Linked DNA regions of Homo sapiens: region 2 is linked to region 1. The links are chromatin contacts, found by Hi-C or POLR2A ChIA-PET in ENCODE. All regions are on one chromosome and are shown on one strand. The core of a region is the stretch at or near the end of the contact, and the rest is flanking DNA. Distances in the headings are between cores, read along the strand shown. Region 1 overlaps FGF6 (fibroblast growth factor 6). Region 2 holds the start of DYRK4 (dual specificity tyrosine phosphorylation regulated kinase 4).

Region 1 (2,835 bases), core at 144-2,643:
TGAGGAAGTGCTGGGAGATGGGGCTGGAGAGCAGCGGGAGGTGCATGCCCTTATGCAGGGCCTGAGGCTCTGCATACAAATCCCCGCCTGCTACAAAGAGCTGCACTGGAGTGAGAAGAATGAAACACCTGATGAAAACACTTTCCAACATTCCTAAATCAACAGTTCAATTGTGTGCTAGGAAAAAGGGTTGGAAAATGCAGGCATCTTCAGAGCTGATGATATTTCAGCTAAAGACAGGAAAAGAAGCAGTCAGGGGCTACAGAAGAAAGTCTTAGGACAAAGAATTGGTTTATTTTTCCTTCTTGCCCACATCCTTCCACCCCATCCTTCTCCATCCAACACACACTGCCAGGAGGAACAGGGACAAATGGCCCCAGCGGTCACAGGGTGAAGATGTTTAAAAGCAGGATTAGATCCTCGTTGGTCCAAGTGACTTAGCTCTAAAGGCGAGAGGGTGGCTGTCTTGTCCACCTCACACTTTGGAGGCACCTCTACCCCATGGATATGCTTGCTCCTCTGAGAAATGCCCTTCTCCATAGTGAGTGCCAAATGCACATAAGTCTGAATAGACCTACATCAAATTGAAGATATTTTCATGCTGGGGCTTGAGCCTGGCAGGCCCAGGAAATGTGACCCAGTGGAATGATTTTCATTTATTCAAGTAATCATATACAGTAGCTGCTTTTATGAACATGGCGTTCACTTGGCTCGAGTGCGTTCTTCACCAGAGCTGAGGGGCCAACATTCCCAAGCCATGAGAACTCAAAGCTCAGGGCTCTGATGAAGATGAATTAAGGGGCTGGGTCTTGAGCATCACTCTGGGCATCGGGAAAATCCCATCAGCCTGAAGCATTCAGAAAAAATGCACTATCTCTCCTTCATGCCACAGGCCTCCTGGCCTTCCAAACCCCACAGATGTGGGTGCTGAGGGCGGAGGAGAGAGAGCAGCAAGGGGAAGGTTAGGGCTTCTAACACAAGCTTCCTCTACTAGTTGTCTTTTTTCACTTTAGTTTTGTACAGGATTCTGGGGAAGGCCAGGGATATGAGACAGGCTAGAGAAAAGGGCAGAATGGAAAGAAAAAAAAGTAGTAAACTTGAAAAAAAAATAGAAACAGAAAAAAAAAAAGTGTGTATGTTGAGGGGGAGTGGATTTGAATGATCCAAAATCGAATGACCAGAGAAGCAAAGTACAATCTACGCATCCATGGTCATGCATGCTTAAACAATCATGTTTTAGGAGATCCAGATGTTTAGGAGAGGCTGGGTTCTCAAATGGGCACATTCTAGGCACGGGGAAGTGGGCAATGGCTTGAGAGTTTCTTGTCCAAGTCACTCAGTTCCTCCCACTTCCCCTTCCTCCACCTCAAGATTTCATTTCCTCACTAGAGCTTGCAAACAACACACGAAACCTCTCCCTTAACCACCATCCAGATCAGAAATAAATTCTCTGGAACTGACTGGGCGGGTTACTCTCCAGGGACATACAAAGTTAGAACAGGGGGGAGGCTGGTGGGTGGAGAGGGGCCGTGACCCAACAAGAAGGAGACCACCAGTTTCTGATCAAAATGTTTTCTCGCTTCGTTTCCTGGCCCATTTGCTACCCTAAATTCCCTTCCCACTTTAAATAATTTACGTACTTGACTAGGTAACACAGGAACATGTTTTAAGGAGAAAAAAGTATCAAAGAATATTCTATGGAAAGTCTCACTCCCACCATTGTCTTGAAGCCACTGAGTTCCTCCCTAGAGGCAGCCCCAGTTACCAGTGTTTCATTCCAGTATATCGTTCCAGAAATAGCTAACGCACACGTGCACGCACCGGTATCATCTTTTTTAAAAAATCACACAAACAAGAGCGTACTATGCCAACACTTTTTCAAACCTTGTGTCTTCACTTAGCAATGTATCTTTGAGGCCATTTCATGTCATTACAGAGAGGCTTCTTATCTTTTCAAGGCTTATAGAATTCCATCATGTGGATCTACCATAATTGAGTTAGTTACTCCTCTTTTTTTTTTTTTTTTTTTTTTTTTTTGAGATAGAGTCTCGCTCTGTCACCAGGCTGGAGTGCGGTCTTGGCCCACTGCAATCTCCACCTCCCCGGTCCAAGAGATTCCCCTGCCTTAGCCTCCCAAGTAGCTGGGACTACAGGCATGCACCACCATGCCCAGCTAATTTTTTGTATTTTGGTAGAGATGCGGTTTCACCATGTTGACCAGGATGGTCTCAATCTCCTGACCTCGTGATCCACCCACCTTGGCCTCCCAAAGTGCTGGGATTACAGGCATGAGCCACCTCAGCTACTCCTCTCTTAATAGATACATTGTTTTTGGTCTTTTGTTATTTAATGCTGTAGTAACTTTTGTGCGTGTGTGGGAATATATCAGTAAGATAAATTTCTAGGAGTGGAATTGCTGATCAGTTGCTATATTCATCCTTTATTCTGGTAGATGCTGCCAAATTGCTCTTTATAGAGATTATAACAGTATACACATCAGAGGACATTAAATGAGAATTCCTAGTTTCTGTGCCCTCACTAATGAGAGCATAGTGTCAAACGCTTTTCTCTTTGAAATCTGGCCACTAAAAATGGGATCTCACAGTTATAACTTACATTTCTCTTATTAGGCATATTCTCTTCTGCTCAAATGCCATTGATAGTTCTTTTCCTGGGAATTTTCTGTTTTATAAATGCTGTTCATTCTCCAGTGAGTTTAGGGTTCTGAATATAGTAACAAAATGTATTCTTTGACATATGTGTATTGTATGTATTTTCATCCAGTTTACCATTTCTGTTCTTCTTTTAAGGTAATATTTTTCAAGTAGAAGACAA
Region 2 (2,835 bases), core at 148-2,647, 120 kb before region 1:
AGCTACAGTTTCTAGAGTCTGGATTATGTTCTACTCATTGCTAAGTCAGGCAGCACGACCATATTCTTTGATGTGGTCATTGCATTTCTATGAATGCAGCCTCCACCAGCATTTGCTCTTTGGGGAGCCATCACAACACACTCACGATGGGCTTAGAGTCAGCTAAAACCACTAAATCCCAGCACTGGGTCCTCCACACGCTTGAGGACTATGCATTCTAGCCAAGTTGCAGGCAACAATATGTGGAGTTGGAGAGGGCAAAGTCAGGGAAGAGTGGCTGGCATATTGCTAGAGAGTCCCTTCCGATTTACCTCTGCTTTCTCCATAAGGACCAAAACAAACAAGAGAAACAACAGATTTAAGTAACAGAAACAATAAGGTAGAGTGCATGTTTGAAGAATTTCTTCGAACTCCTAGGTTTTACATACCGACCACATGTAGGTGATCAAATCGCTCAAGCAAGACAAAGGACATTTTCATTTGTTGTTTCCACGGTTTGAACTTTTCCACTAAATGGCCTCCTGCTTTTGCCGAGTCTCCACTTAAGCCTGGACAGTGAAGCTTGAATTAATATTGGTGATGCTGTCCGTTGCTTAAGACATGTCAGAGGGGTCACGGTTTTCCTAAGCTTTGAGGGGCTGCTGGACATTTCAAATGCAGCAAATGTCACAGAATAGCCTTTAAAAACCCTCAAATTGTGCATTGTTCATCTCTTTTTTAAGGAAAGATTTGCTAATATTGGGAATTTCCTGAGTGGCAGCTCTGGGTGTGTGATCTACACACACCTTCGCGCGCTTTTGTGTCAGGGGCTGGGCCCTGGTTGAGCACAGAGGTGCCCGGGCATATGGGCTGGGTGGGAACATGAGTAATGCCTGCCAGAGCCTCATCCACGCGAGGCGTGTGGTCGTGGACCCACTTACGACTACCAAGAGGACATGCAGTAAAGAAGAGAAAGAAAGGGAGGAAGAAAGTCTGGCGTCCCAGTGAGGGCTGGAAGCACAGTTCCAGGATAGGTCTGCTGAGTTCCTCAGAACCCCTCGCTCCCTGTCCTGCACTCAGCTGGAGTCGCCGATGCGACAGCATCTTAACATGGAAGTATACTGACGTCGGATTCCGGGGATGCAGCTGCTGCAAAAACTACAACTGTATTTTCTTGTCCGCGCACCACAGCCCGCCTCTCTCTGACCCACATTCCCCGGTCAGCTCTTGCATTCTGCACGCTTTTCATTCTCCCCCCACGACCCCGTCGACCAGAAGCTTCGTCGCCTGCCTCGTACTCGCGCCTGACTGCTCGTGAAGTACGAGCCTCCGCGGCCCTTACTTTGTTCCGGTGCGGATAGGCGGCGGGAGGAGCTGCATGAGGCCGGCGCTGACCGCCCGCCGCTGCGGGAGGCTGTGAGAGCCCGGCAGAGGGCAAGGGACGGCCACGCCCTCCTCCCGTCGCTATAGAAACGGCTCCCGCCCTTTTTATGACTCCAGAGCTGGAAGGGCTTTCTCAGGCTGTGGTCCCAAACCACCTTGCAGAGTAGCAGCCTGAAGAACATACTCCTCGTCCTCCTACTCGCATTCTCTTGCCCCAGTTCTTTAAAGTATAGGGCAAGAATTGAACAAAATCCCAGCATAAAGAACTTAAAGTTGGTTGCCCAGACCGGACACATGAAATTATCCCTACTCTCTCCCCTTCTTCAAGCGAAGCATGTGGTTATCAGAATTACATCACAGAAGTTCTGGCCGGGCGCGGTGGTTTTACACCTGCAATCCCAGCACTTTGGGAGGCCTAGGCAGACCACTTGAGGTCTGGAGTTCGAGACCAAACTGCTCAAAGTAGTGAGACCCCCCCGCCCCTGTCTCTATTTAGACATTTTTTTCTGTAATCCCAGCACTTTGAGAGGCCAAGGCGGGTGGATCACGAGGCCAAGAGATCAAGACCATCCTGGCCAACATGGTGAAACCCCGTCTCTACTAAAAATACAAAAATAAGCGGGGCGTGGTGGTGCGTGCCTGTAGTCCCAGCTACTTGGGAGGCTGAGGCAGGAGAATCGCTGGAACCCGGGAGGCGGAGGTTGCAGTGAGCCGAGATCGCGCCACTGCACTCCAGCCTGGCGACAGAACGAGACTGCATCTCAAAAAAAAAAAAAAAAAAGAAAAAAAGAAAAAGAAAAAGAAAAAAAGTAAGTACATAGCAAAAGTTCTGGGTAAAATCCATATATCAGCTGAACACTTTTTGAGTGCTTACTCTGCACCAGATTGTAGAAAGCATGAAAAGGGAAATTTGTAATTGAGTGGCAGTAGGTTGACCTGGAGGTGCACAGTCTGGTCCAGGCAGAAAAGACATTCAAATGAAGCTTTCTGAAAGAGCTGAGTTGAATCTGAGTCTTCAAGGACAGGCAGTAGTTGTCTACGTAAAGGAGGCAAGTCCTATTCTGAAGGCCAGAGCCATAGAAAAGCTTGGTACCATTGTGCCAGCACCCAGTTTAGTGGGGCAGGGATCAAAGTTGCACGTGGGCAGAGACAAGGTTGAAGCAGCAGGAAAGGGGGAGTCAGACACCAAGTAGGCTATGAACTCGACCAGGGTAAGGTGTGTATGTGCAGACTGCAGAGGGGTGTTCATGCTGACTTTATTTTATAAAACCCTCTGTGGCAATAACAATGGAAGTAGGCCCGAGTAGGTTAAGAATCAAGGCAAGGATGCCTGTTAGAAATAGTGAGTGATGATGTTTCAGAGTAAGGGAGAGCACATGGAAGAGTAGTTTTGAGAAATTTAGGAAATGGAGTAAGACTTGGTGACTGGATGTGAAAGTCGAGAGAAGACTCAATCCCAGGATGACACCTTTG

What was found. A loop is a pair of places that touch in the nucleus more often than their neighbours do. ChIA-PET counts read pairs that join two places held with the same protein, here RNA polymerase II (POLR2A). Pooled maps may share reads with other maps.
Region 2: POLR2A ChIA-PET joins it to region 1 with 11 read pairs in activated CD4-positive, alpha-beta T cell. The contact joins the promoter of DYRK4 here to the enhancer-like site in region 1. A Hi-C loop is called at or near these places in 2 of 50 pooled maps. POLR2A ChIA-PET finds 5 or more read pairs at or near these places in 2 of 52 experiments (activated CD4-positive, alpha-beta T cell and activated CD8-positive, alpha-beta memory T cell).

The regions. Positions count from the first base shown.
Region 1 is chr12:4,437,954-4,440,788 of GRCh38, reverse strand. The region is part of intron 2 of FGF6 (fibroblast growth factor 6); the gene reads left to right. Among named protein-coding and RNA genes, the nearest start is that of FGF6, 6.4 kb to the left of the region's middle. RefSeq lists an enhancer at 1-543. Within about 2 kb of position 1,393, at least 2 of the 41 ENCODE cell types and tissues checked have a DNase peak (open chromatin) inside an H3K27ac peak, as active enhancers do.
Region 2 is chr12:4,560,770-4,563,604 of GRCh38, reverse strand. DYRK4 (dual specificity tyrosine phosphorylation regulated kinase 4) reads right to left here and starts at 1,397. Exons shown (of 15, transcript NM_001394779.1): 1 at 1,322-1,397. The coding sequence starts at 1,359. RefSeq lists a silencer at 1,268-1,562.